Regions from separate parts of the Homo sapiens genome. Here region 1 is linked to region 2. The links are chromatin loops, found by intact Hi-C in ENCODE. Cell type or tissue: Caco-2. All regions are shown on one strand. Each heading gives the region's core, and the rest is flanking DNA. Links, peaks and the distances in the headings are about the cores only. Region 1 has its middle 39 kb from the start of JAG1. Region 2 has its middle 76 kb from the start of LINC02871.

What was found. Hi-C counts contacts between places; a loop is a spot of excess contacts. Peaks named below come from ENCODE experiments on the same cell type or tissue, not always from the same donor. Only the 100,000 strongest peaks of a DNase experiment are listed, where the experiment ranks them.
Region 1: it touches region 2 in a loop (2.9-fold over the local background); 3 of 110 quality-filtered maps call a loop at or near these places.

The regions. Positions count from the first base shown.
Region 1 is chr20:10,704,558-10,720,646 of GRCh38, forward strand. No RefSeq gene overlaps it. Among named protein-coding and RNA genes, the nearest start is that of JAG1, 39 kb to the left of the region's middle. RefSeq lists an enhancer at 914-2,113. In Caco-2, for the core only: no CTCF peak of the experiment used is centred there; DNase peaks (open chromatin) are centred at 4,463 and 6,974; H3K4me3 peaks cover 819 bases.
Region 2 is chr20:10,942,729-10,958,817 of GRCh38, forward strand. No RefSeq gene overlaps it. Among named protein-coding and RNA genes, the nearest start is that of LINC02871, 76 kb to the right of the region's middle. In Caco-2, for the core only: no CTCF peak of the experiment used is centred there; a DNase peak (open chromatin) is centred at 7,293.

The DNA of each region.
Region 1 (16,089 bases), core at 3,272-11,271, 240 kb before region 2:
GCTATAGCAAACCCAAAATGCATAATGGCTGAAACATAATAGAAGTATTTTCATTTCTTACTTATCTAAAGTTGTTCTAGTCAGCAAGTGGATCTTCCAACCTGGGATCTTTCCATATGATGGTTCTGCCATATTCAACATGTGGTTTGACTGCATCAAATGGAGAGGAAAAGAACATGGAAAATCACATGTGAGAAATTTTATGGCATTCACCATAAACTGGCACATGTCACTGCTATACACATTCTTCTGGCCAGAGCTCAGTCATATGACTATAATCTTAAAAAAAAAATCAAATGCGATAAAATATGCAAAACAAAAAATTTACCATTTTAACCATTTTAAAGAATATAGTTCAATGGTGTTAAACACATTTATAATGTTGTGCATCTGTTACCACCGTCCATCTCCAGAACTCTTTTTATCTTGTATGATTTTGACTACTCTAAGTATCTCCTGTAAGTGGAATCATGCAGTGTTCATCTTTTAGTGACTGGCTTATTTCCCTTAGCATAACGTCCTCAAGCTTCTTCCCGGTAGTAGCATGTTTCAGAATTTCCTGCCTTTTAAAGGCTGAATAATACTGTGTTGTGTGTCTATACCACGTTTTTGCTTATTCATTTATCCATCAGTGAACACTTGGGTTTTTTCCACATTTTAGCTATTGTGAATAATGCTTCTATAACCATGGGTGTACAAATAAGGATATATAGTCTTGTGTGTTCAGAAAGAGAAACCATGTTTTGTGAACTGCTCTCCCGTCTCTGCCATGCAAGGTACATATGTGAGCTCATGGGATGGTCAAGTGTGTGACAGTGGGGATGGATGGGGACAGTGGGGATGGATGGGAACAGTGGAGAAGTGGAGTGCTGCTTCCCCAGCTAAAAAGACAGCCATTTCTCAGCTTCAGTTGATTGGTGCCAGGTAGAAATGCCAACCAGAGGTGGCCAAACCTTCCAATTTTTAAAAAGAGGTTAGACATCTGAACTGACATAGAAAATTTCTTGACTTAAAAACATTGGTGATGAATTTATGAAACAAACGAATAGTGTCAAGAAGAATCAAAATCCCCTTGCAGGCCCAGTGTGGCCTGTGTGTTTTAGGCTGCCAACTTACTGTGTCTATGTTGGACCATGTGCTCAATGGGAAGGACAGATAATTTGATAATGAAAAACAGGCCTGGGAATGCTCCAGGCAGAAGAGTAAGGGGCAGAAATCAGCCTGGCTCTTGGTAGGACTTCATTCCAGCACCAACTAGGAGCTACAAAGAAGCTGGGAAAGACCCTTTGATCAGAGATTTTCCAGAATACCTTCAAAAAGCAGCAGCCTTCCGTGGCCAAGCAGGGGCAGGGGGTGAGGCTGAGAATGATAGGTAAGAAAAGAGTGACATGTGAAATGACTGAGGCCACGGGACATCCGTCCACCTGTGCTCAGCCATGTCATGCCTACCTGTATTGTCCCAGTGGCACTGCGAGAGGAGCCAGGGCGTCGGCTCGGCACAGAAGTGATTTCACCGTTAGTCACAGACGCCGCGGGTGTTTACCGCTCCAAGACAGAGGCTTTGTATGTCTATGTGTGGACACACATTTCCTGTAACACTGTGAGTGGCTGTCAGGTTTGGGGTTTATACAAAGCTGTGGTCATGTTCCAGTCACACCTTGGATGATTTAGAAAGACTGCAAACACTGGAACTGAAAGCCTATTATTTTCTTGGTAAACTGACGTTGACCTCGAAGGCAAGTCATCAATGCCTATTCACGTTGTACCTAAGTACAACAGATTCTGTCTGTCTCATGTTCTCAGTCCATCCTAATGGGTCCGTGACACACTGATGGGATGCCACTCTGTGCTAGGCACTGTGAGGAATGGGAAGATCATAAACCTCACCATCCCTACCCTTGAGGGCTTTATGATCCTGGGGAGGATGGAAGAAATACGTAGTCCTAGGAAAAGAAAAGCTGTATCCAGTACAGGAAGGGCATGTGGAATGAGGAAAGGATGGTGGGAACGGAAGGAGCCTGAGGCCTGGAGGGGGATTCGGAGGCCCCGACGGACCGCACTGTGGAGGAGCTTTCTGTAGAGCGCAGGATCCACTTAAGCTCCGCGTGTGTGTAGGGATTGTGTGTAGGGATACGGCAAATATCCTGCAGTTGATTGCCAGACGTACAGATCGATTGCAACTTCAGTCCCTTTTAGAAAACAAAAAAGAGACAAAGGCATTTAGGCAGGTGTTTGGGATGTTTTGTTGAATTGGGGACCTGTTTTTATCAAGGTAACGTCAGTTTTGTGGAATGTGATGGTCACAGACGTGGTGTGTTCTGGAGGCTGTGTGGATGCGGGAATCACCTGCTCCCAGCAAAGGAGTGACCGCTTGGCTTGGAAACGTACCAGTGTCCTTTCCTCTGAACATTTCTCCTCAAAAACATCAGCAAAGCCCCCAGAAATCTCTGCCAAGAAGGTCTGAGCAAAAATCCTTCTAAGGTTCTCTTCATGATTTATGTTAAAATAAAAAAATATGTTCATCCCTGATTAGAAATATTCCAACCTTTTTTTATGGTTATAGTTCCAAGCATTTGCGACTACGTTCTCCATTTGGCAGGATGATAAGTTGGGAACGGAAAAACATGCCAACTTTGGACAAAATATGATTGTGTATTTTCAGTTGCAATCCAAAGTCACAATTTGGACTATGAAGCTGGTTCTATATCTTTGCCAAGTTGGGCAAGGAATCTTGGCGGAAAGATGCTTTTTAAAGACATGGAGTGTTGGACTAGATGTCAAGACATTTGTATTTGGGCTTCTTTGGTGCCACTGTTTGAGAAAGCAAAGGCACCCTGGCTTTGCTATTTCTTTCCATTTTAATGTAGAATGATGCCTGAGTCCTCTTACAGAATGTTGTATGGCTAAATCAGACCTTCCTTTAGAAATATTTAGAATCCACTCTAAGTTGGCTATCTAAAATAATTATTAATTAATAATACCACTTCTACTATTATTATTGCTGCTGTGTTATTACCGTTTTAGCTGTGATTATTGTACCACCATCTCTGTTTATTATAAAATGAGATGCTCTTCTCACTCGCTGACTGGTATGTTTTCCAGACAGACCAAAACAGTCCCAGAGAAGTTAAAAGTGAAAATAATTTATGTCACACTGCTGAGGAAACTGAATACCCAGTGGTCAAGAAATAACCATGTCAAAACTTCTAGGAAACTATTAACTAATAATGTTGCTTCAGAATCACTGAGTATGGGCACTCCTTGATACTTTTCACCCTAGCATGGGCTTTAGATGTCAATATTCTGATTTATATTCACCTTCTTTAGACCTACCTAAAGCTGTAAATCGATGTTTTGTTTTATATTATATTAACCCTACTTAGACCTTTCTAAAGTTATATACATAAATATATGATTTTGATATTGCAATTATGTTGCAATAGTTGCACTAATGCATGATAGTGCTTTCCTGAATCACAAATTTTGAGACAAATAGATAATTTTAACACCAACTTTTTCTGTACCAGCTACTTTAACACTTTTCTCCTATCAGGCTCTTTTGATAGAAAAATATGAAAAATTTAAGAATGTCTAGCATACACAAACAAGCTGAGCTGTTAAAAGCATGTCAACTGAGAAGTCACACACAGTAAATTGCAGGTGGCAAATGAGTATGAAGTACATGGGCAGAATGAGAAGCAGCAATGCCACCTTGGCTGGGAACTTCAGAGCAGTGCAGTAATGTGATTATAGTAATGATTCAACAAGTCATCGTCTGCTGCCTTTGTCCACTGTAATTAACTTTTTGGAACTGCGCAGCCTCTGTCTCTGGGCTCATCAGCTGGCCTAGCTTTTGTGTCCCCAGTCTGTTATTTCTGCCCAGGCTCAGGAGCCTCTAAGCACATTGCTAAATGAATTCATTGCTGGAACAAAGATTTGGTGGTCGAATAGAGATGGCTATCTTTTGTTGTCAGACATTCAATCCCATATACCAATCCAATTACTTAAGCTGTTTCTATCAGTCTTATTAGGGCTGGCCATTGAGGCTGGCTAGAATGCTGGTCGCTGTGTCTTGGAAGAATGTGGTGGAACAGATTAGCGCTTTAATGAGAGGCTTTCTGAAGGCCAGATCTTTTCCCTTGTATATATATCGAGATCTAGGAATCATTTTTAGGCGAGGGCCCAGAGTCATTGTTACAAAGACTGATCAAAGGATGGCTGGAAATCTGTACGATTGCTTGAAGAAATTTTATGGGTTATAAAATATTGGCATGGGTTCTGTCTGTTATGGGCTATCTGATGAAAATCTCTGGTAGGCTGGGAAAAGGAAATTGCTTATTGGCATTTATTCTGTGGGATGGATATCTTTGGAGTTTGCATTTGAACTCTTTCTTCACTGTGTTACAGGTCAAATTCTGTACTTAGTACTAACATTCCAGGAATGTGGGCTGCATAAAATCAACATAAGCCTTGCTCCATACTTTGCTACCCAGAAAAGCATTATGAGAGAGTGGCTCAGACAAGGGTGAATGGATGATTACTAAGAAAAGATAGCAAGGGTGGAGTGAAATTGCAGTGGTTAATGTGTAGCAGTTGAAACCTAAAGTTAAAATCTGAGTGCAGTTAAGTCAAAGAACTTAGAACACCCTTGCTCTGACTATCAAGAAAAGGTGGTAATTGGTTTTAATGTTCAAAGAAACACTATTCACCTTCTATGTGTTATGCTTATTGCTCTGGAAATGTTTCTGAAATGTCAGATGCAAAGAGGGTTTATTTCATTTTATTTTTATTTATATATTTTTTGAGATAAGGTCTTGTTCCGTGACCCAGACTGGAGTGCAGTGGCATGATCATGGTACACTGCAGCCTCGACTTCCCAGGCTCAAGTGATCCTCCCACCTCAGCCTTCCGGGCAGCTGGGACTATAGGTGCATGCCACCATGCCCAGCTAACTTTTTTGTGTTTTTTGTAGAGACAGGGTTTTACCGTGTTGTCCAGGCTGGTCTCATACTCCAGGGCTCAAGCCATCTTCCCTGCTTGGCCTCCTAAAGTGTGGGAATTACAGGTGTGAGCCACTGTGCCTAGCCCAAAGAGGTTCTATTTTAAAGGAAGGATATCTACTCATACTTGGAAGATTGTAAGCCAATAGAAAAATATTTTTTTCCATAAAATATTGTCTTATAGAAACTTTTAAACAGACACTAAAGTACCCTTTACCAGATTCAATAATTAATTATAGTTAATCTTGCAGCAAAACTCCCTAACCTTCCTAAACAAATCTCTGACTTCATATATTTTATCGATTGCTATTACCTTCTAAAAAATGATAATACTTTAAAAAAGCATAAACTGCAACAAAATTATCATACCTTAAAAATATTAACAATAATTTCCTAACATCCACCAATATTCACGTGCGAAATTTCTCATCAGAAGAAGATGTAGAGGCTGGGCTTGGTGGCTCACACTGGTAATCCCAGCACTTTTGGGAGGCTGAGGTCAGCAGATCACTTGAGGTCAGGCATTTGAGACCAGCCTACCCAACAAGGTAAAACCCCTTTTCTACTAAAAATATAAAGATTAGCTGGGTGTGGTGGTGCATGCCTGTACTCCCAGCTACTTGGGAGGCTGAAGTGGGAGGATCACTTGAACCTGGGAGACAGAGGTTGCAGTGAGCCGAGATTGTGCCCCTGCTCTTTAGCCTGGAAAACAGAGTGAGACTCCATCTCAAAAAAAAAAAAAAAAAAGATAAAGAAAAAGATGTAAACACATTTGGCCTATTTTTTGGTATGCGATATTTTAGATAATTTTAGATCATAAATGCCCTTTTCCCAGGAAGTTGTTTCTTATCTTTGCTATACAAACTTATTCCAGATTCTATAAGGACATCAAAAATTAGAATAAGGGTACATTATATTTGTATGAAAAAAATATATAAAAAATTAAACAATATATCTTTAGTAAAAAGAAAAATCTTTCATGTGCACAGATGTTTTGGTTTTTATGTTAGCCTCTGTGAGACAGCTGGATATGTTGGAAATAAAGAAATAACATAACAGATACCTGTGCTTCATTCGTTTGACCTCAGCATAGTATTCTTTCTCCTTTACCCTTGATGTTCACTCTCTCTCTTTCAATATAATGAAGTCTATCAAAATATAAAATTTTATGGGCTTTGGAAATAGTCTGAGATTCAAATGCAGCAGGATTTGGTCATGGATTCAAAAATAGGGGCTTGAGACCTAGAGATAGCTATTTTAAATATATAAGGCCATTTTCCTAAAGTGTAGGAAGAAAACTGTGAGGAGAGCGTTCAGCTCCCTCATAAGCTAAGCTAGTTTCATACCTTCTGAATTGGTGTAGATCAAATACTGAAGTAAAATGGTAACTGAAATGAAACATAACAGAATGACCTCATTCAAGTCATGAGTATGGGGTGGGGGGTGTGTATGTATTTCTGTATGTATCTGTGTGTATGTATGTGTAAGTCTGTGTGTGTGTGTCTGTGTGTATGTGAGTCATCTGTGTGTATAGGTGTGTGTGGCCACTTGTGTGTATGTGTGTGCACCTGTGTGTATATGTGTGCATGAATGTGTGTATGTATGTATGAGTCTATATGTATTGTGTGCCTGTGTGTGTGAGTTAGTGTGCATCTATGTGTGTAGGTGTGTGTGTGTGTGAGTGTGTTCAAAGAAAAGCAAATAGTCTCCCTTGGATTGCCCCAATACCCTACTCATTTCTTTATAAGATAAAACCACAAAAACTAACAAATGCAGAATTCTGCTTTTCACTGAGAAACGCAAAGCCACTGGTGCCTGCTTTCTTTGTTTAAAAAAAAGAGTTAGAAAGGTCATCCAAGATAGGAATAAATGGAGGCAGAGGCAAATCAATGTTTAACTTGGAAATATTTTTCAGTTAATCATCTCTGACCGCTCACACTAAGAGGGCACTCCTAGAGTGTTGGCAAACGTGAACTGGAAGTCACTAAGCTACTAGTAAAACAGCCAGACGTCAGGATCCGTATAATCAGAAAGCCTGAGGCTCTGTAGGTTTAACCTAAAATGGCGAGAAAACCTTCTTCTGAAAATATGATCTAGAAATATTTTGACTTCTAGACTTTTGCTTCCAAGTATGAGGATTATGAAACCATAGGACTTTCCTTGCTTTAGGATTATAAAAACCTGGGACTCATACCTGGTAGGAAATTTGTTGAAAGGTGTGGGAAATCGTCTTGGAGTCTGTGATATAGCTTTCTCTCCCTGTTTTCTTTTCTGGCATATGTAACTTTATAAAATGCTACAGAATGTGACTTAGTAGCTTTGTGGCTCTTTTGTTGGCTTTTTTGGTCATTTTGTTATAAGGAGCAATCTTTAAGAAAGGTATGGAAAGCATATGGGGCCAGTGGGGTCAATATTTGCTCTAATGGGCAAATAGACTTTGTTAGTCTCATTTCCATTTTTTGTGTGTTTGTAGATGGCCAGCGATGAGGACAGGCTATGATTTTGACAGGCTTTGTTCATTCTTCTGTACGGGTGAAATAATTATCTGTCAAACAAAAGAAGTAACTCTTTTTGCCTTTGAATGTGACATACCCATTACATTCATGTAAAGTCGAGTTTGTAAAGAGATTCTTAGTCAAAATGTCACCCTTGACATAAGGCCATTGTGCTTGTGAACTGCTGAGCATATGGCATGCTTGCTATTCTGCGACCCACTGCTCCAAGAGTTCCCTGTGCCATGGACATTTCTTTACAAGAAGAGAGTAATGCAACTGGTGCCAAAACGATGAATATTCTAAGACCCCAAAGATGCATTTCTTTTATGAGACCTGATCTTTCTAACATTTGGATTCTAGACACATGAAACAGCTTGCAATAATTTAGCAGCAGTGAGATTCAGCAGAGCCATATTTGAATTATTGGAAAAGTCTGAATTTTGGTTTTGCATTTAGGGAGCCTTAAAAGATCTGATTTGTAAATGCTTTTGAAGAATTCACGTGGACTAGAAGGATTTTACAGGAAACATGAAAAAAAATGCCAGATTACATGTCTCCTTTATCATTCAAAAGAATAAAGTCTGTATCTGTTGTGTTCCTTTTGCTTTTTTTAAATTTTTTTTTATTTTTTGAGACAGTGTTTCCCTCTGTCACCCAGGCTGGAGTGCAATGGCACTATCTTGGCTCAATGCAACCTCCGCCTCCCAGGTTCAAGCGATTCTTCTGCCTCAGCTTCCCAAGTAGCTGGGATTACAGACACCCACCACTCCCAGCTAATTATTTTGTATTTTTAGTAGAGACAGAGTTTCACTATGTTCTTTTATGGTGAATGGACAGCAAGACCTTGATGGAACACACACAAAAAATTCTTCATTAAGTTTTGGCTTGGGTCTTTAATCTTGCAATGCTTTTAAATAACATTGCTTTTTGTTATTAACTATTACTTTATTTGGGGCCTGGATATCACTTCTCCTTGGCCATCACCTTGGTCCACCAGTGCTGGGAGAACTATAGGGCCATGATAAAACCCAGTGAAATCAAATGGTAAGAGTCTGCCCATGGGTTTATCTGCCACAATAACAGATGTATTTTCTTCCTATGAAGGAATTGTTTTCTCATTCAAACTTGCCTGAAGAGAGGACAGATGGTAGGTACTCTGCCTTATGTGTCGGTTAGCACTGTTACATAACAAGCTACCCCAAACTCTGTGGCCTAAAACAGTAAGATTTATTGCCCTTGGTTTGGCTGGATACTTCTGACACTGGCCAGCTCACTGTGAGTCTCTAGCCAACTGTGGGACAGATAGGGAGCTCTGTTTTTCTAGGCTGGGCTCTTTCACACGTTCAATGGCTGGCTGACTGTAGGCTGATTTAAGGTCACTTTGAATGGGACAATTGGAATCTCTTCCATGCAGTCTCATCCTCTGGCAGGCTCTTCTGGGCTTGTTCCCATGGTGGTGACAAGGATCTGAGAGACAGAAGCATGCAAGACTTCTCAAGGCCCATACTTGGAGCTGATGTGCTGATACTTTCACTGCAAAGTTATAAGCAAATCACAAGACCAGCCCAGACTCGAAAGGGAGGGAAGTAGAATCTTCCTCTTGACGGGAGGATCCACAGAATCACATTGCAGAAAGTGTGCACACAAAGCAACCATTACTTCGCACTATGAATGCAATCAATATACTTCATCTTAGTTGGTAAGTAATCTTCAATAAATCTAGGGATCTCTGATCCAGGTGAAAGAGCTGTGATCCATGGCCAATTGCTCATACCATATTTCTCAAAATGTGGTATACAGGTATCTTCTGCATCAGATTCGCCTATGGGATTTGAGATGCCCTAGACCTACTGAATTATTATAGAATCTAATTCTGGGTCTCAGAAATCTGCTTGTTAATTAAACTTCTTCCCCAACTCCCACCCCATAACTCTAATATTCAGGTTTGAGAATTTTTGTATTAGACTCACCTACTCAACGCAATCATCAAAACATGTAGATTCAAGTAATAGAACATATTTTTCGTATCTGGAAAACTAACTCTGAAATGAATTACAAAAAATGTAGTTGGACTATTTCAGTGAATTGACTTAAACAAATTCTTACCTTCTCCCAAGTTATGATGAATATGTTATGTCATAGTGGCACCAGATTAACTGATAAACTCATATTGGAAAAACAAGTTTGATTGATTGCTTTTGCTTTAATAAATTTTCACTTGACTAGAAAAGAACACAGATATATAGAAGATATAAGTTTTGTCCAGTGCATCCTAGCAAGGAAGCAGGGGAGGAAAAAAGATGTCTTTACATCTTTAAAATCCTTATCTTAATCTTGAACTCAAAAGCCTTCCATAGGAGTCATCCAGATGCCCTGCAGGTAGGGACCAGCTCTATGTGTGTGTGTGTGTAGCTCTATCTTTTCATTAAAAGCTTCTTTTGAGTCACTAAAAACTTTAGATATTCTGGAAGATTCTTTTGGGGTCAAAAAATATTTTAATGAGAGCTAGAAGAAAAATCTGAAAGGGGCAAATGAGGTTTTAAACAGGCTAGTACTAAACTAGTTTCTTAGATTCTAGTCTTTACTGATACCAACTGAGCCTGCACAGAGGACCAGATTAGTCTTTTGAAAGCAGTATTGGGTGACTCTCATTCCTTGCTTGAAAACTGTTAATGATGCTTGTTGCCTCACTGGGTTTGCAAATTCAAAAGCATCAGGGGCTAGGGAAAGAAGAGTAAGTGAGTGAAACTGAATGGTTATGATTAATAGGGGGTGGTGAGGTTTCTGGTAAACTAAAAAATGCATGTCCTATTGAGAAGCAGTTAAGTTTAGATTTGCAAAAGAAAAACAAGACCTGCTCAATGGAACACATTTGTGGCTAAATTCAGCTCTTAGGCTACTTGTGTGTTACCTGTGGGCTGGCTCAAGTCCAGATTTATTAATCTGGCATTTGTGATTCTGTACAACCTAACATAGTGCTGTGAACAGAACAGGACTCTTTACTCTCATTTTTAATACAGAGAGGTGGAGGAGAAATATCATTAGGCTTTGGGAGTCTTGGGACTGAATTCTGATTCCACCACTCACTGCAGTAGTGTACAGCCTCAGATGACTCATTTTATCTGTCTCCGAGGCTTGTTTGTTTTTCATGTATACAATGTGGGCAGTAATGCCTGCCCTGCTTTGTTCATGTATTTCTTAGAAAAATAAAAGGATGCCGTTTAGAGCTACAGCACCAATACTGCAGCCACTGGCCATATGGGACTACTGAGAACTTGGCATGGGTCTAGTGTGACTGAGGAACTGTATTATTTAATTGTGTTTAATTTTGATTAACTTAAATTTAAGACCTGCTTGATTCAGGTCTTTGAAAACTTTTAAGAATGCCTGATACAACTTGAATTTGCCAATCTTCTTTTTAAACTGTAAATTTTAATCTAAATATAGATCAAATACTTCTGGTGAAAATTTACCATCTGAATTGAGATGTCTGTAAATGTAAAATACACACTGGATTTTGAAGATTTAATATAAAAAAGAATGTAAAACATATCAATAACTTTTTGTGTTGACTATATAACTTTTTATATTGATTATTTTAAATACATTGCATTAAATTAAGTATATTATTAAATTAATTTCACCTATTTCTTTTTACATTTTAAAAAATGTAGCCAATTGATTTGGACTCTCACCTCTGGAGACAGGACTAGAAATATAAAAATTACATAAGTGACTCATAATACGTTTCTACTGAACACTAGTGATCTATATGAAAGCTTTTAATGAACTATGATGTTATTATCAATAAATTCCACAAGTAGGTTGCAATATCTGTGAGCGTAAGGATCATCTACTATTATTTCTACTTTATTTCCCATCATATATTTAGGGCCTGGCCCAGTGCCTGGCACAAAGTAGGGGCTTGGTAAATATTCTGTGAACAAATACTTATTTAAATAAATTTAAATAGTTATTAAATGAATATGTATCCAAGCTGTGCCATTGTTTGCATTGCCTATTAAATGAGGAGGCTATAAAATGATATTTAAGTTGCTTCCAGCTCTGAAATACAATAAAATCTGACATGACAGGATACCATACAACAGGATGCAGTATTCTTTCACTCTATTTGAACATGTGTAGTCTTTTTTACTTGGCTGGGCTGCTGGGATTTTGCTATAGTCTCTTTACACAATACATGCCAATATAAGAAAGAGAAGCAAATCTTTCTTAGATGACAAAATCTAACTCATGCTGCCAGATTCTGATTAGTGATAAGGGAAGCAAGACTGGCCATATCAGCAACTATATGTTGGACCTTATCACTTTGTTTTTATTTTTGTTTTCAATCAAACTCCAGTTTTATTAGAATAATCCTCACTGCAGTAGGCATGCTTGCCTATAGATTGCAGAGGTTTTTTAATGCAGGTGGGGATTCCACACCTTGAAGTGAGAATTTGCCTCTTGGGAAGTAACGAGCTCTCCTGGAGAATGAATTGTCACCTCACATTTTCCATCTGTCCTCAAAGAAGTGTGTTTATTTTTAGCGAACATGATAAACCCCAGAGGGCATAAGTGATAGATTCCCCTAACCAGTAGGTTTCACTTTGTTTCATTTCATGTGAAGCAGAAGAGTATTCTCTTGATAATTAACCTATCAGGTTTCTGAGATGCCTGCAGCTCCTCTTATAAGGAAAAGTGTTTGTGTGTAAATTATCTATATAATATATGCAAAAGTGTTTGTTTCCATAGGAAATGTTGCGATGCAGGTTTTTTTTTGCCATTTATAAAATGTAACATTTTGAAAGACTTTCATTTCATGAAATTAAAGGTGGGAAACTTCACTGTAGAGTACAATTTCTTTGGAAATGAATAGCAACTTGTCATTTTCCTTTGCTTCTTGGTGATGGAAATTGTGAGGATTCCAATCTTTTCCCCTGAGAGATTATCTTCTTTTGGCTGCCATCCTAACTTTTGAGATGTTTACTCTACAAGCAATTTAAACAAAAGGGAGGAAGTGCCCTGGACTAAAGGCTGTATGTGAGCATAATGAAAAATGCTTGATACTGAATCACAGGAGTGGAAGATGGTGTGGTGACTTCTGATTTGGAATTGCACCTCTGGAGACAGGACTCTTTTGAAGAAACTGGGATAAAAGGAAAGCCTGTTGTGACAAAGCTGGCCCATTTGTAGCATAGGCATTTTCCCCTTTTTCCCGGCGTATGAGATGGTCACCCTGTGAAAACGCCTCATGACTGCTAAAGCAATCTAGTTTTCTTCTGCCCTGGAGTGGTGTCAGTGAATTAAGTTTCTGCAATGTAACTTAGAGAATACGAGAACGTCGGAGTGAAAATTGATTTAGGCAAGATTCATCATTGGATGCTAAATCTAGAGGTACAGATTAAATAAAGAGCAGAATACTTAGGCCAGATGCGGTGACTAACGCCTGTAATCCCAGCACTTTCAGAGGCCAAGGCGGGTGGATCACCTGAGGTCATGAGTTTGAGACCAGCCTGGCCAACAGGGTGAAACCCTGTCTCTACTAAAAATACAAAAATTACCTGGGTGTGGCAACAGGCAAGTGTAATTCCAGCTACTCGGGATGCTGAGGCAGGAGACTCACTTGAATCTGGAAGGCTGAGGTTGCAGTGAGCCAAGATTGTGCCACTGCACTCCAGCCTGGGAGGCAGAGTAAGACTCAATCTCAAAAAAAAAAAAAAAAAAAATGCAGATTACTTACATAATTTCAAGGTATCTAAAGGTAAAGAAGGAAAACAGGTCTCTATGCAATGAAGAAGTGGGGCAAGATCTTCATCAAATCATAGAAACTAACATCACAAAAACGGGCAAATTGGGTATCAGAATCCTGAGATGAGACTTCAGGAAGAACACATCATTATGTAGTATTCCAGGCCCAAATTTGATATATGAACCTAATCATAAGGAAATGTTAGAGAAATCCAAGTTGAGAAACATTCTATAAAATAACTGAAAAGCTGAGGAATTGCTCCCAGGTTAAAGGAGACTACAGAGCTGATAACTGAATAAAATATGTGATTATGAACTGAATCCTTTCAGAGAAATAATTGTTATAAAGGGAGTTCTTGGGGACACATGATGAAATTTGTATATGGTCTGTAGGAAGAAAATATTACATCGATGTTAAATTTCGTGAATTTGGTAACAGTACTGTGATATGTAAGAGGCTATCCTTATTCCTATGATATACACATGGAGGTATTTCAGAACAAGGACACGTTACATGTGTCCTAGAGTCACATGGTCCAGAAACAACTGTCTGCGACTGAGTGTATGCCTGGATACACACACACACACACAGAAACAGAGAGGGGTTTGTGAAAGTGTTTCTGTAGATTTAAAATAATTTCAAAATAAAAGTTTTAAAAAATAAAGCTAATACTCCCCCCCCCCAACACACACACCTCCTCACATATGCATGCATCTGGTGGTGAAAGGTTTTATGAGAGGAGAATTTAGAATACAGAAAGTTTGAATATTGGGAGAAAGATTTGAGGAATAACTGCAAAAGCACCTTCTCATAAATATTGTTGGAAGCAGTCCTTTTACAATGACAGACTCCAGAGATTTTATGTCCATCAGGGTAATCCCATTAAAGAAATTTCAGATGGCTGCAAAGCTGTGAGAGTCCAGGTATAGGGTGATGAAGCCCTGGTTAGGAGGTTGATTTATTGGCTGGCTTAACCCATGCGTTACTTGGAACCTGTGGAGCAGTAGTCTGGGTCAAACCTGGGTGCCCTGCACCATCCTCAGAGAGGGAAGCAGTGATGAGATTAAACCCAGGAAGGAATACATTCCCCATCCTTTAAGTGTTGCATTCCGGGGGTTGACAGCTGGCTATATATCTTCTCTTAGTAGCCTGGAATATCTGCAGTGGCTGAACGTCACCATCTCATATGAAGCATGTGAAGGCATGTTAGTTCTTCAGGCAAACTCTCCCAACCAAATAGTGTTGATTGGTGAACCATGAGATTTCAAGTGTGCAAGCTTGCTCTTCTTTCACACTTAGGGCTGAGACAATGCACCTATATCTGCTGTGTACAGTGCTTTCTAGGAAGGGTAGGACTCACTAATCAGCCCATTAGGGTAGAGAGAATGAAGCTGTTGTTTTACCAGTCTAGAGAAAAATCTCAGTGGGATCTCCTTTAACGAACACCAGTAATCTGGTGGCACACCAACACACAGTTAGCTCTTTATACAGACATTTGCAATGCACTAGGAAGCACCCTGTGGAGTTACATAGGAAGGAAAATTCAGCCCTTTATTACTTAATCACATCACTCAATGTTAGAGGTTTTCATTATCTCATAAAATGCTTTCCAGGGGTAGAGAAAGGTGGTTTAGAAGAAATTTTACTGACTTGCCTTGTTTCCAATTTTGTGAGCTTTCAGAAATACTTGTTCCCTCTTATACACACACACACACACACACACACACACACACACACACACAGACACACATTTTAAAAACATGACTTTTTTGCAGGATTGGTTTATTTTCAAGGCCATTTTGCTTTGTTCTATTATCCATATGGTTTAAGAACTATTTTCTGTAAGGGTAAATGGCATAGAGAGCTGTAAATAATCAAAGTGTATTTGATTACAACAGTAATTGTTTCACAGTGTTGTAGATCAAAAACATAACATAGGATGGAGCCAGTTTCAGATCTAGCAAGCTTTCAAAGCTATTGGCTTTAAAAGAATGAGGTCCTAAGACTAGGGCTTCTAGTTTTCAAAGTGCTGTGCAGAGTTTCAATCTCATGATCTCTTATCAACTCTGAAAGGGGACACCTTTGTTGTCTTTGCTGAGTAACAGTTAAAATTTTTCCATTTTAATTTCAATGGATAGCATTGTTATTTTATACAATATGAATTGTTTTATGAGGGGTTAGCTGTACAAGCTGGGGACTACAAAACTCTCTACTTATTTACTTAGTACCTAGAAAAGAAGTAAAGGAACAGAAGGAAAGGATTTTTTTTTTTTTAAACAGAGAAGAGATCAGTGACACACCTAGCCACAACTTGAGGCATTCTAGTGGGGGTTCAGTTTCCACGTACATGACTTATTTGGCAGAGCAATATGGTCCCAAGGTTTCTGATTCAACTGTCTTAAAAAAAATTTATGGCTAAAACACAAAAATTTCTGAGTGTGGGTGTGGGGGTTTTTAAGGCATAACTGTGGCGGAGTCAAAAGCTTTTTAGAAGCTCAGCAATTAAGACAGATTACTGAGATCTCTTTCTGAACAGAGATGCTGTGATCTCTTTGGGGAGGACCTGTCTGGGGAGGAAGCTGGAGGTTTCACTTCAGTGCAGAGTGAACTGGGGCAACCATCTTGCGTTCTTGAGATGGGACTGCCCTCCAGCAGGTTTTCTAACCTAGACTGCAACTTTCTTGTGAGAAAAGGAAAAATATTCTTTGGGCTACGGGCCTTCTTTAGCTAGTGGTATGTTTTGAGATGCGTGTGTGTTTTAGATTGCAAGCTTTCTAAATTTCTTTTATTTGTAAGAGTCTGTGATTCCATGTGTGTCTTTTTAGTTTGGCAGGAGCAAGTC
Region 2 (16,089 bases), core at 3,306-11,305:
AGAACTCAACCTGAGACATTAGTCTTCAAAGCTTGTTCAAAGATACGATTTCCACAGAACAAGACTTTCATTGACTCATTTCTCCCACATAAGTATACCCATATACTCTCAATGAGTATGGTGAAAGGTATAAGATACATCCTTCGAAATTTAAGCCACTGAGCCCCAAGCCAGATACCACATACTCTCATTGAGCGTACAGAGATACACTTACATGAGAGTGCTGTCCTAAGCACTGAGATGCAAAGGAATGGTGTAAGTTCCTCCCTTTGTGGACATAAAAACACATGATTAAAAAGTGACAGAGCCAGGATTTGAATTGAGTATCTTGTCTCTAAATCAATTGTTCTTTTCTCTGCTTTCTGTCTGTGGATGCAAAATGCTTTTATATGCCTTCCTGAAGAGTTTTGAAGGTATACGTCATTTGTTGATTACAAGAATGTTCCACTTATATCACAGTAAAATAATATCAGTTTTTATATCCCATAAGCAAAGCTACATAAAAAAATCTTGTACACATTTAGTTTGTTTTTCAGCCCATTTGGTTTCCTGGGAAAAACATGGTACATGGTGAGTTTGATCAGTCAATATTGCCTGTGATTTCTGAGTTGATTTTGCAGTTAGACAAAGGTTTAAGAAGAGCCAAGTTTAGTCTCATAGCAGCCAGAGGTCCCATTCATCTGATAACTGAGGTCTTAGATAAAGGCAAAAAGCCATCTATGGGCTTTTTGATAAACCCTTCACATCAAGGCTGATATCTCAGGAAGGGCCAGGCCAAAGGTGTAAGACACATCCTTCAAAATTTAAGCCACTGATGCCCAAGCCAGAAATTACATCTGCTGATATTTTGAAGTCCAAGGGAAGGGTGGAGCTGCAGATGGAGAATTAAGAAATTTATTACTTCTTCAAGAGGGCAGGCAGATAGATTGGCAACTTGTGGGGGACTCTGAGTGCCTTGTTCACAACAGACTCCAGGTTTTTAGTTTCTTGATGCCATAGTCAGACAGTGGTTTAATGTCTGGGAAGTATAGGAAGAACGTGGAGGAAGCATTAAGACCTCCACATTGATCTTAAAACACTCATGCTCAGTGTAATTTATATTTGTACTGACCAGTTTAGCACTCCTCTGGGATGGATCACTTAATTAGAAAGAATTAAAAAAGCTGTTGTTTGATGTATGTGTCTTAATTATTTCCAAGTGGCAGAATTGATTCCCCCGTTATGAATTTGCCTCCATTTGTGAGACTAATGAAACCCCATTAAAGGGAATGGAAGGTCAGAGGTCACCCTTTCTTTACATTTAATGTCCTCAAGCTGGTAGATTATTTATGAGGCTTATTATGCTTTGGATAATGTTCCCAGTTTTTCAGAAGAGCTACATTGCTGTGTAACCACGAGATACCACACATCTCTTCATTGCACTTGCACTCCAGATGTCAACTAGAAAGTAGACTGGGAATATGATTAATCGCCATGGGTATTGGCAGTAATCAATATGGCTTCCATAATCTCAGATACAGGGACTTGGCCACTATGGGCTATACAGCTTGTTCTAACCCAAAGTTGTAGATAGTGCTTTGTATTCTAAAGAGAAAGACAATGCATTTTTACCAAGAGAATTCATAGACTGCATTCTAAGATGTTTTTTCTTTTGGATTTCAATAGAAATTTCAAACAAAAAAATATATATCCCCCTGGAAAATGAGAACATACAGCATAACTGTGAGAAGGATGATAAGTTTGTGTTCCTAAAATAGACTTCTTGGGTTCAAATACCAACTTCTTTACCTATAATTCGTGTGGGGTAGTCACTTAACATCTCCATGTCTCAGTTTCCTCCTCTGTAAACTGGGCATAAGAAACAATGTTGAGAAATAAATGAGCAATTTTAGCAGAAGTGCTTTGAATAATTTCTGGTACACATTAAGCACTTAATAAGTGTTATTATTATGAAGATTTATAATTTCTCATGGGATTAGTTTCTTTATTTCCACCCCACTTCTGCCCCACAGCTTAACTTTTGGACTGGTCCAGTGGGTTGACTCTTTGGTGGATTTTCTGTTTATTTGACTCTGGTTTGTCCCAGCTTTCCTTCAAGTCCATACTCTGCTGGCTTCTCTCTCTGTGCCCATTGCCTCTTCTGGGGGTGATTTCTCAGAAGCCAGTTCTCATCAGGACAGGAAATGGAAAGTCACTGTGCATGTTTTTGTGTAAGGGGCCATGGTAGGGTAGTGGTCAGATCACAGGTTTTGGAGCCAGATGAATCAGGTACAGGTTTTAAAATGTATAATGGGGGCTTCCTAGGTATATAACATCCATCAAATTATTTCCCCACTCTAAGCCTCACATATAAAATGGGTATAATTCATAAAGTGGTTGTGAGATTTAAATGTAACAAAGTGCTTGGCATAATTCATGGCTAAGGGATGTCTTTAATACATGTTAGCTCTTCTATTTATGTGTACATACACACAAAACACATGGTCACCAGCTAATACCAAGGTCCCCACAATATGAAGAGATTGTTACCTTTCAAGAACTTACTGATAGATCATTTAAAATTTAAAAATCTGCCATCTAGTTTCTAATCAACACTGTTTCGAGTTGTCTTTATCAGCTTTTAAATGAGGAATCTCACTGAATTATGCAAATGCAAAGCGAAAAATTTTACCACGGCCAAAGTGCTAGGGGTTCAGACAGCTCTATTCTTCTTTTCCATCTTCTCTGTTTTTAGAAAACCCATGGGTGTACTCTCATTTGTTTAGGTGGTCAGTGAGATGGTATTCCTCATGGCCAATGAAAGGCCTGACACACTCCTCTGACAGATGGCAAGCGCTGGGCCCTCATGAATTTGTTACTGCCATAATTGAAATCACATTTGAGCCTTGTCCTTCACCACTGGAGAGAAATGGGGGGTTTTACTTGCAAAATGTGGAGCTGGGAAATCCTTCAGAAGGTGAAGGATGTGTTGAGGACAAGACTAGAACCCCCGTCATGTGGTTGATGCCCCAGTTCAGGGATGACCCTTGATCAGGCTTGGTTGGATTCCTCACAGCTGCAAGAGATAGGGTTGAAGAGAAACAGGGAAGCCCAGTTACCCCGGCTTTGATTCTTTAAAAAATCTAAACCTGTGTGGAGGGCTACCATTGCCCTGTATTCTATACCACAGGACTCAAGACACGTTTTCCCCATCTCTTGAGTTCCTGGTGGCCCAGGCTTTGAGGGGCACAACAGCACATACTTTGTTAATCACTGGGTAGTTCCCATGGTGGATTGTGATGGAGTCACTTTGGATGGTCACTGGCTTTTTACCTAAAATATCCTGAGATGGGCAGAATGATTTGTGGTGACCATGGTTCAACCCCACATGACAAATTTCCACCCAGATGGCATTATTTTAAAATAATAATAGCTTCAATTTATCGTGTGCTTAATCTGTAGCAAGGCCAGCATTTTAAATTTAAGATCATACTTTATCTTCACAGAAACCCGGAGAGGCAGCTGCTACCATCATTTTCATTTTACAGGTGAGAAACTAAAGCCCAGAGAGAGGATGTTTCACATAATCTGCATAGCTAGAAAAGAGGAGAGTCATCCCTAGAGTGACTTATACCTAGAATGACCATATAGTTCATTGTCTGAGCTGTGACATTTTTCAGAGTGAAAAGGGGCATTATTAATTATGACACCAGGGCCATCCACACAAACTGGGACACAAGCTCTTATCAACCACCAAACTTTGTTAACCCTCTAACAGAGCTTTTTCTTTTTCTTCCTTCCTTTCTTCTTCTTCTTTTTTAAACAAATCAATCCAGGGAAGTGATTAAAAGTGAGTCTTCCAGGCATCTTTTGCTGGGTTGGAAGATGAACACTTCTGGGGCAGAGAAGCCTTTGAACATTCCTTAAAGGCATACATATTTGCTGATCCCCTGCCCCATCTTGTCTCAGTCTCCAACCCAGGGTTCAATTAAATGCCCCTTCCCTTCCCTTCCCTTCCCTTCTCTTCCCTTCCCTTCCCTTCCCTCCCCTCCCCTCCTGTCCCCTCCCCTCCCCTCCTCCCTCCCTCTCTCTCTTTCTCTTTCTCAATCTTTCTCTTTCCTTCCTTCCTTCCTTCCTTCCTTCCTTCCTTTCTTTCTTTCTTTCTTTCTTTCTTTCTTTCTTTCTTTCTTTCTTTCTTTCTTTTTGTTTCTTTTTCTTTCTTTCTCTTACTCTCTCTCTTTCTTTCTCTCTTTTTTCCTTTCTTCTCTTCTTCTCCTCCTTCTCTTCATTATCCTCCTTCCTCTACTTTTAATGTGCCCTGTATTCACCAGTGTTACACTTTTATTTTGATTCTCAAGGAACCTTCTCAAAATCAACATTGTGCGTCAACATGCTAGGGAAGATGAGAGGCTTCACTTTGTACTGAATACCAGTTAGATATTTTTGTCACCAATAATGTTGGGATAAAATAAGTCAGATAAATCTCTAAAGTCTTCACAGGCAGGACTACTGTGAATTTAATTCTCAGGGAAGGAGACATGGGGAGAATCATCTGAATTTAGAATTACTTAGTAGAAAGTTTTGGGATATGAAGGCAAAGAAAATTGGAACATAAAATATTCTGATCATCTTCTTCACAAGACGTGTTCCAGAACACAGGAAGATAGGATCAATCCAGTTGTGCCAAATATTGATAAGCTGTGGCTCTTAGTTAAATATTCATGACAAGGATGTTGGCTTTTATCCAGGGGCACAATAGTTTGCTTTGTTTGGGGTAGGTGATGCCATTCACACTTTCTCAGAATAAACACAGATGACTCCAAATTGGATCATCTGGGACTTGGATATTAGTAGTCTTTGCAAACTTTGGTTGGGCAGTGCTCTTCAGGGAAAATTTAGTTGGCCTTTTTTGAAGGGCTTGTTTCTGCAAGGGGTACCATCAGAGGGACCTTTGGAGTGTGGGGACAACTGTCTCATAGCTTGCCAGAACATAGATGTTCTGGCCTCTGAGCAAAACAAATGAGGGGTTCCTGGATGACTCCATCTTGGTGGAATGGTCTATTTTGAAGAATGTTTTAATTAGTAGGTTGTAACTAGGACTGGCCTTAGGGAAGCCCAAATCTTTTGCTGCCTTCATTTGTAAAGGCCAGAGCTCACAACCTGATTGCCAAAGTAAGAAAGAAGCTCATGATTATGTGTCATCAAGCAAGTAACTGTGGAAAATTGGAGCTTCATCTCTCTGGGTGACTCTGTGAGGCAGGGTAGAACATGTATCTTAGAGTTATTCTGCCCATGAGGCAAGAGCTGGGGCATTAACCCCTGACATTCATTGGGGAGGAGGTGCTCCTTTTGGTATTGGACATCAATTTTTTTGTGTGTTTCCAGCTTACAATGTAAATGGGCAGAGTGGGTTCCAGCAGCCAGAGACAGAGAGTCTCCAGGCAAAGAATCTCAGGAGCTGGCTGGCTCTATTACCAATCACGCAAATGGTAAGTGTAGATGGGATCTGAATAGAGCATGGATAACATCTGTGACACAGTCCTTTGCAATGGGGGCAATGGCAGGTGAAGAAGACAGGAGGAAAAGGGTGGGATAAATGAGGGAGAGTTTTTAAGAAGAACCCCAGTCTAGCCTATACCCAAGGCCTCACAAAGTCTCTGAAAGTTATTCCCTTGGAGTTGTGTCCCACAGTCTCTAACCGAGAGCTGTTCAATATAAATGAGGATCAGTAATGTAAAGTAACTGAGAGCCCCAAAGTTGAGCTTCTTGGTAGTCAGTGAAATCTCTGAATGCAATTGTTGGTGTGTGGATTCCTATGTTTATTTTTATAGTCCTTTTTATTCATTGAAATACAAAGACAAGAAGAGTTAAGAACCACAGTTTTAGAACTTACAGATAAAATTGAAGTGCATTTGTTTTGTTTTAGCTTTTTGGATATTTGAAACCACTCACTTCAGTCATTTCTTTTGTCATTTTAATGAATTATTTGTGTTCTCCGTTTTCTTTCAATTTCTATATAGCGATTTCAACTGAATAAATTTTAAGTATTCTGGATCTGACATACAGAAATAATGCACAGATTTTCAAAATGTTGAGTTTTGTTTGTTTCTCTTTATATCAGTGGGATTTTCTCTTCTACATATCTGGAAATAAATAGGCTTCTGTTATCATTTTATACATTTATAATATCTATAACCATATAGTTCTTAAATGGCATATAATTATCTGGGTATAAATGATCAGACTAATGCATGTCGCCTTTTTGGGTTAATAGTTAGGGGTATGTGTGTATGAATCCCACTCCCCCAACTTTGTTTTTCTACTGAGTTTTAATGATAAATCAATGAGGCTGGGTGCAGTGGCTCACGCCTGTAATCCCCGCACTTTGGGAGGCTGAGCGGACAGATCACGAGGTCAAGAGAGCGAGACCATCTGGTCAACATGGTGAAACCCCGTCTCTACTAAAAATACAAAAATTAGCTGGGTGTGGTGGTGAGAGCCTGTAGCCTGAGCTACTTGGTAGGCTGAGGCAGGAGAATCGCTTGAACCCGGGAGGCGGAGGTTGCAGTGAGCCAAGATCGTGCTATTGCACTCCAGCCTGGGCGACAGAGCAAGACTCCATCTCAAAAAAAAAAAAAAAAGATAAATCAATTATATCAATATAATTTTTATTTCCATATATTTACATAATCTCTTGTCTCTCACACACACACACTTTGAACATGAATTTTTCACAGAAATTAAGAACATACAATCAGCTTTTTGCTCATCATATTTCACATTTGGCATTTTAGAGAGGAAAGTGTGTCTTCAGATCTCTGGATCTGAGTTGCTAATAGGAGGGTTGTGATGGGGAGGGTAAAGGGGACTTTGGTAGCATCTCACATAGTAACAATGGCAGCTAGTCTTAAAATAGCTGAAGAAGTTAGAAGGTAGAAGATTCTACATCTGAAAGTTCCAGAGAATATTAGGGCTTTGCCCCAAACCCAAACCTCTTTTAAGACAGATGTGAGATTTTTGTTCCATTGGACAGAGAGTAGCCAAGTTGGCATTGGTTTCATTGATAAGGTAGGTCAAGTCTATCTTATCAAAAAGAGACAAATTCTTATCCACAGAAGAGTTAAATACTAAAATTTTACTCACAAGTTCATGCTGCATCATTTCATTTCTTTGTAAAATATTCATTGAGCACCTAATATGCTCCAAGTACCTATCGTTCTAGGTGCCAGCTCTCAATAGCTATTCCTACCCTCTTAATTTACCTGAAAGTAAAGGCCATGAAGCTCTGCTTCCTGCACTTCTCTGTTTTTTGCCTACAGGTGGGCGGGCATGTATACACTTGTTAATCATTTACCTGGGCCTTGAACTCTTGGGAGAAGCATTCTAAGCATGGAAAGAATTCTACTAAGAATTGCCTATCGATCAACTACCCTTTAGAATTTTTGAAAGGCCAGCTTTATTTGCACATGTAATCCTCTAAGGAACACAGATATTCTAATCTAAAGCATGAAAAACAGTAATTCATTGTTGTACTCAAGCAAGGTATAAACCACGGGAAATGATGCTTTAACAGAATAATGGTGTCAAATAATTAGGGCTTCTAGGGATTTGGAGCCAAGTCCTGCCTCAATCATTTCCTGGCTATGGAGCAAGTTCTATAATCAGAGTTGGGCCACTGGGGCCTCTGCACTGTACCCTGTGCTCTAACAGGCCATGTCTGTTAGATTTGCATTTCTCCCCATTCATCCTGCTCCTCATGGAGGCAAGAAGTTCACAAGGCTAGGGAACATACCCACCTAAAACCCACACTGTCCTTTCAGAATATGCTTGGAGTAACCTTGACCAGGATCCACTGCTAAAACTGCCCTTAGTCCTTCTTAGGGCCTGCAGGGGACTCTTCTCTCAGTTTGTCCTCCAGAGGGTGAATTGCACTACTGGCATACACACTTTTAAGCCTGAGGAGTGGCGAAGGGGCAGCTGTTTACTGGGTGGTAATGCGTAGAGGAATCTTGGGTAGGTAGCCTGCACTAGATAATAGATACAAGGCAATTAGACAGTCCATGTTCAGCAAACATTTGCTATAAGTTTGATCACTGGTAAAAAATAAGCCAACATCCATAATGTCTAAATTGTTTCTTTCTACATCTGATAAAAAGAGAGGAAAAGGTTAGCATGAGATTGAGCCATGGTGACTGGGTGCATTTATTGTATTCTAAGAGACAGACCTCCTGCATGGACATTTAGCTGTAGTTACATAGAATGGGGCATGGTTAATCAGGTTTTTCAATTAATTTTATTTAAAAATTTTCCATCCCCAGTGTGTAGAAGAGGGGCATACCTTTAGATAAAGACAGAACGTAAATTGTGTGAAGGAGAAGAAAAAAATATCAAATGCACTCTGAAAGCATACAGGGAAAGATGATAAGAAAATATTTGATATATTATGCCCTTCAGAGATACCTTATCAAAGTCTGGGTCAGCTTCATTGGTTTCACAAAATAGTCTTGTTATGGGGACATTTTCCAGGGACAGCCAGTCCTGTGACAGTTGTTTTTGGGGTTTCAAGTTCAAGAGAGATTACTGTCTCCAAAGCATCATTTTAAAAGACTTTTTTAAATGGCAGGGGGTAGGTAATTTAATCTATACATTGTTGTAAAAACGGGCACATGGGCTTTGGGTTGCTATAGCAATCAGGCAGCTCAAGCAACAGGAACCAGGTGAAGCTTTGCTGCATACATGATGTGAGTGACAGAGGCTGAGGTGGAGAAGGAAGAGGAAATCTCATCGAGTGTATAGTCAATAGCAAATGCTTTCAAAGTGAAAATGCTCAGTGGCAAGTGACTTCAAAAGCTGCAAGGTGGTGTCCAGACCAAAAAAAGCATCCCCTTTAGGGCCCTGGCTGCTGAAAATTTTTAGGATCAGTAATGAAGTGTTGTCTTATGTTAGGTTCCCCAGATGCAGAGTTTGAGACAAGAATTTAGTGCACATGATTTATTGAAGTCCTCTGAGGAGAGAGACAGTGATGGAAGTAGGATGGGTCCGGAAAGATGTTGAGCAAGTGTATAGGCTTAGCTGGAGTTGAGTTTCAGCCTCATCTCATGGGGAGCTCTACAGTTTGATCTTACCTTAAGGTCAGAAAACTGTTTCTATTTATTTATTAAATTCACTATCAGTTGATTATTGGATATCTCTCCATAGCCCCCATCAGGAGCAGGAAAGTGTAACCTTTCAGGCAAAGTGGCTCTGGTTTGGCCAAGGGAAATTATCCAAATAAGGGGCAACTGTAAAACACTCACAGCAGCTGGGGAATGGGCAGAGTAGCCTGTTAAAGAAAACTGGGGTGGGGAACCCAGAACGTCCATTACAAGCATTGTGATATGTGATTATATGTGTGTGCATGTATGTGTATATGCATAGATTTAACTTCTAGCCTTAGGATTATGCTTACATAATCATGTTTCTGGGAATCACAAATATGGGTTTCAAATATGATTACATCTATTTACATGTAGATATATTTAGTCCACTTATGAGTATTAAAAAGACTTATGGCATAGCTGAAGTCTTTCCAGAGTGCTGAATTCCTACTCTGTACAAAGCTGTATACTCTGGGACAACATTCAGTCCCAATTGTGTAAACCCTAGTACTAATCCATGGGATTTGGCTTTACCTTCATGCTAGGGAGTGAGTTGAGAACAAGGACTGTCTTTAGGGTAGAGAAGTGGGAGGTTTGCATTAAACCTTTGAAGATACGCTGCAGAAGAGTCTTCCACTGACTTCATTAGAATTATAAGGAAAGAGAGAGAAAATTCTTCCTCTGGCTTTTCTTTTGGTGAAATGGGCTGAGGATGCAGGCAGCTTGAATCCATTTCCCCTCCCCTTGCTATGGGGTCCAGGAGTTAACTCCCAAGGGTATGTGATGTTGAGACAAAGTCAACATGAAAGCTATTCCATATTTCTGGTTTGCCATGATTTCAATTTCCATTGCTCAAGTAATACGGTTGTTCCCTGATTTCAGCAAACTATCTATATCCTTGCAGCTTGTCAGCTACTGCTGCATTTCATATCAGACCAAAGCAAATTAGCCACAGCACTTCCAATTAACATGACCAGCATTGTGCTGCATATAAACAAAACTGGTAAAACATACACCTTGCATCTTAGAGTGGAATTGAGGATAGCTTCCCTCCCCACCTATGTCTTGTGCACACCCAACACAAGGAGTGAATTGCAGAGATTTTTAAAGGGTATAATGCCAGTTGTATCCAGCAGCTTGCATTCTACTTAAGATCCAATAGTAAATATAGGAAAAGAAAATAGGCACCCAGTTTTCTATTCCTTAGAACTACCTTAGAATTTTCAGAGGACTTTTTTATTGGTCACCTGGGCAAAAAATAAGATAAAATAAACATGTGAGCAATATTGTAGAAAACTATTATAAGCTGTTTCAGTGGTATTAAAAAGTTCTCTATCACACGGATGCCTAAAAAACAGGTCAACAGGAGATGTAGAGGCCACAGAACTAGAAAAAGCAGTATAACTTTTACAATGCAGTTACATTAACATCCTAACTGAATTCCTTCATTGTGGGGTTCATAATTGACTGAAGTTTTTAAAACCTTTTTACTACTTAAAAAAGTAGCTTAAGCTTTTGATTTTTCTGTGTTCTATTATTTATATTCTTGTTCAGAGTATGGATTTGGAGGGGTGTTTTTGACAATTGGTTCAATTTCTAAGGATCAAAGACCTAAGTAAGGTATGACTCTCTGTCCCTGCCTCCATCCCAGAATGGCCGCTTTACCATCATGCAATTAGAAGTTGTAACTGCTTTGCTAACAGCACTGTAGAACCATGCCACTCAAGTATCCTAGAACAAAGAAGTAGGGAAGACGTCTGGGCAGGGTTAATAGTCTTTCAGAACTGTCTCTGACTTGAATAAGCTGAGTGACTTTCTCTGGCTAAAGAACAATAGAAAGTATGATGCAAGCAGAGACTTGCAATGTGTTTGAGCATTGGGGCTGGGTCTTTCTTACTGCTCTTTGCACCTTGAGACCACCAAGTGAAGGAGCCTGAGTTTGTCTACTAGAGGATGAGACACCTGACCCAATCACCAAACATGTGAGTGAAGTTATCTCAAATAAACCAATCACCAGCTGACCACAGGCACAGGCACCTGAGAGCCCAGCATGTCATTCAAGCTTTCCCAGACCTGATCTGCCCAGATGAACCACAGAATAATAAGCAAAATAAATGGTTGTTGTTTTAAGCCAGTAAGATTTGGGTTGGTCTAAAGAAAACTGACGTAGCTTTGAAAACACAGTGGCCCATATAATTTTTAAAGTCATCTTATGTTCACAAACTCTTAATTATCCTTGCGTTACTGTGAAAGGTAGATTAATTTTTATCTTTTAGTGCAACAAGTGGGTGGATCTAGAATTCCTCATTTGCAGGTAGTTTATTCTTAGGACTAAGCAGCCCTAGCACCCCATTAGAGGCAAAAACTCTTAAGAACTACTGGGATACACTCTATTTACCCTTTTGTGCTCAACCAAATTTCTACTCCTCCATTCCCTCTACCCTGAGGGCATCTTAGCAGAGAAAGAAACTTCCTGGCCCGTACTTTTCATACTCTACCTGTAGAATAGGGGCCACATGAAGGGTTTCTGTCAGACTCTCTCTGCTCATCAATGCCTGTCATAGAACTTACACTGAGCTGGGCTCAGCTGGTTAGTGATGTGACTTTACCAATATTGAGGGTCATTGCAAAGCAAGGACCTGACAAGTAGAGCCGGGCTGTAGCCTGAGATTTGGTCCTGGCACAAAGGAAACAAATTACTTAATGAATGACTGCAAGTCCTTGATCCACCGAATGTGGGCCTTTACCTGCCTAACACGAGTGTTGACTTGTTAGCTAACACATTCCACCTGGAAGAGTCAGCAGGGAAACCCCAAGCTGGCCTGGCTCTGGCTACAAGAATTCCTGGCACATCAACTGCCGAATAATGGAGTGAAGCTTGCAAACAGAGGAGATATTTTGATTCTTAAGCCACTAGTTCCGGATGTTCACTTCTGAGATTTCTTTGCAGATGCAAAGGAGTTGCAGGGTATAAAGAATATGAAGAAGAGAATCAAGAAACCTGACTTCTTGCCAGAGCTCTGCCAACCATTAAATGTGTGAATGTGGCCAAGGCACTGTCCTTTTGGGAGCCTCCATTTTGTCACTGGTAAAATGAGGAAGCTGAATATATTTTCTCTTGGGAACCTTTGAGGTCTATGTATATGTCTTATTCAAGTGCATAAATACTCTAAGAGAGAAAGGATCTTTGCATCTTAGAGAAGTATATAAACTCTAATATGCATAAAGAAACAGCTGGGAATCTTACAGTGAACATTCTATTCAGGAAGTCTGGGTGGGGCCTGAGAATCTGAATTCTATTAAGCTCCCTGGTGATGCAGATGCTGCGAGCCTATGGACCTCACTTTGAGTAGCAAGACCCTACGGGATGCTCTTCTTATGTTAACCTCTCTTAGTTCCGTGTAGAGCAGGGATGTTTATTGTCAGGCTAACATGAGCAGAAGACTTGAAAAGCACAAATCATTTGAATTTGTTGTTTTTGAGTGCTCATAGCATGAGGAATCAAGAGATAATTTTTCTTGTGGTTTTGTAAATGTTTAAGGCTAAATTTGTTTCTGGAGTCCCTTCTGGTTTTGGTGAGTGCTTCCTGTGGAGACTTTCCATTTCTGCTGCTGTGATTTGGAGTGAACTTCTAGAGATGAAGGTTTTAAAAATGTCTTTGATGTCTCTTATGTAGAACCACATATTTCACAGATGAAATTTATTGCAGGATGACCAAAATAATGATCAAATGCAGAACAGCTAGAAACTTGTGTAGCAGTTGTGAAACATCCTGGATAATTAGAAAACTTTTAATTAAATCATCAGTGTTTGGTGATAAAAAGGTAAATATTTTTAAAAAGACTCTCATTGTTATGAAAGTGTACCTCAAACTTTAATTATTATGGCCTAGGTTGGGATTTTAGATAGTAAGCCAGTCTGTTTTTTTTTTTTTTTTTTTCTTCTTCTAGTTGGGGAAGGTAGTTGGTGGTGGTAAAATGGTCTGGGAAGCTACTCAAGCACTCTGCTTTAAAATCATCCCTAGACAGTTTTTGATCTCTGGTATAACACCAAGGGTTAGAGGGATAAAGGAAGACAATTCTTTTACATCTGTCTTGAGGAAAAAGCAAATGTGGGAAGATGTAATTTTGCTTTATTTCCCAAGGGAAATGCCAACAATTTTTATTGTTTTCTAAACACCTAGGAGTGGTAATTTCCCCCACCCTCTTTGGCAGAGTCTACACAGGAACTGCAAATTTAACTGTTTTCAGGGGCTAGGCCAGTAAAATAACTGAGTGAAAAGGCTGGAACAAGACTAACAAATGGTGGAGACTATACTCAGATGGAAAATTTGTATTCCACCCTAACAGCATAGACTTTATGCATTTCCCATTTTTTTCTAATGATGTAGAAAATCTCTTATATTTTTAAATGTTTAAACTGAGTTTATGAAGAACAATGCACAGGCCCAACAAAACATACCTGTAGATTAGATTTGTTTCAGAGAAGGATGACCATAATTAGAAGATCCCTGGTCTCAGTTACAGATCTAGTTTTTGGTCTAGAGATTCAATACCTTGTCCCACAATATGAAAATCCTGACATTGTTTACTCAGATAATGATGAAATGTTTTGCAGTTTGAAGAATTGTGATCAATACATTTATGTTCATCACATCCCATAAAGATAAGAGATCTTCCAGAGTCTGAAAGAGATTCTCTGTTTAAAATATATTAATGAAAATTAAATATTGAAAAAAGGTACTCAAAAATTTCAGGAAAAATTATGTGTCCTCAGAAATAATTTTTTAAATCATAAATATATTATATTTTCTGACCTTCTTATCTATGAACACTTAGGTAGTTCCAAAAAGTTCAAAGAAAAAAAGGTAACTGAATATGAGGTATACATAAGTTGAACCAAATTGTTTTTTGTGTAGCATTATACAGGACACTTAAAAATATTTTGTTATTAGCTATTTTCTCCTTAGCATCTTCAAGGTTGTGAGTATAGTTTTGCTATCTAGAGATGAGTTAAGTTTGATCGGCTTCTTTTTGAAATATTGAACTTTTCCTGGCTTCTATGCATGGCGCCTGTGGTCTTTTAGGCTGTTTCTCTTTCCTAAACAAGAACATCCCTAAGAAAGTTCCTAAAATCTGTTCCTTTGCATACACTTCCTTCTTCACAAAACACACTCTTTTTCCCATAGTTTTGACTAGAACCATATGAGGCCAATTATCAGAATGCGTGCTTTATCCTTAATCTTACAGCAATGCCTTGCCCTTTTCCCCATTCCCACAGCCTTACCCCCAGTGGAGAACAGCCATCACCTTGCCTTTGGTTGTTTTCCACTGTGGCATACCTCACAGAATACCACGAACTCTTCATAGTTTCAATTATCAGGCATTACTCTTAGCCATCAGCTAATGTAAATTAACATGTCAAATGCTTTTTTTTTGTTGTTTATCCCTCCTTCTGTTAAAGTCTTTAATTATTTCCCAAGGACAAATACTTAGTATTTATTTTAATGGTTTAAAATACATCTGGATGGCCGGGCGCGGTGGCTCACGCCTGTAATCCCAGCACTTTGGGAGGCCGAGGTGGGCAGATCACGAGGTCGGGTGATCGAGACCATCCTGGCTAACACGGTGAAACCCCGTCTCTACTAAAAATACAAAAAAAAATAGCCATCCAAATGTGGAGAGTCCAGCAAGGTCCTAGCATGGTGGCAGGCGCCTATAGTCCCAGCTAATCGGGAGGCTGAGGTAGGAGAATGGCGTGAACCCTGGAGGCGGAGCTTGCAGTGAGCCTAGATGGCGCCACTGCACTCCAGCCTGGGCGACAGACTGAGACTCCGTCTCAAAAAAAAAAAAAAGAAAAAAAAAATCTGGATGTTTTGGCAGTTCCAAGAGGTGAGCTCCAGACGAATGTGTGTTTATAACTCCAGGTCTGTCTTTTCCACGATTTGAAAAAGAATTAAGAACATTGTGAAGATAAAGGTAATTAAACACTTAATTTTGTATGTTGATGACAGAAAATAAATAGCTCTGCTGGTCACACATTTCCATAGGTTATTAGGTACCTCACATATGCTAATTCCATGTACTTTTCCATGTCCAGGAATCTATTGTCTCCATCACTGCCTTATAATAGTGGAAATATGCCTATAGTTTGTTTAACTTTCAGACTCTTCCCCACTTTAATCCAATCTTCAACAGATGTATTAGCTATAGTGTAATTGGTGCATCGTGTATCAACTCAAAAAAACTTTCATTGATTCCTTATTTCCTATGGTTAAAGAAATCTAGAAGCTGAGGTTCTTCATAAGCTCATCTGAATGACTTTGGAAATGTTATCTTCCACAAGATAAGACAAATGTTATTTCCAACTTCTCTAAACACATGGTGAATCTAGTTAACCTGACCCCTTTCTTGTCTAGAGAATTTACATGGGCATTCTCATTACTTCTCTTCTCCCAGGGTGCTGTTCTCACCCGGGAGCTTCATGCTCTACTTCTTTTCCTTATATATAAATGTGTGTGATTGTGGATGGATAAGATATCTGATCTGTTTGCAAGTTGCAGACATGATGTCTCATTCCTAAATATTTCACTGAGTAAAAGGACTTTCTTTTACATAACCATAGTATTATGCAATAATGAAAATAATAATCTTAAGACTGATGAACTTTTACAGCTATGCTACAGACTTTATTGCAATTTCCCCAATTGTCCCACTCATTTCCCTTATAACAAAAGAATACGAAATCTTGTCCAGGATCCAATCCAGGTCGCTTGATGCATTTAGTTGCCATATTGCTTATGTCTTGTTTTATCTGGAAAGATTCCTCAGTTTTTCTTGCCTTGCACATCTTGACATTTTTAGAGAGTACATGCCAGTCATTTTGTAGAATGTCATTCAGTTTGGATTAGTCTGTGCTACCTCATGATTATATTCAAGTTATACATCTGTTTTTTGGCAAGCACATCACAGAA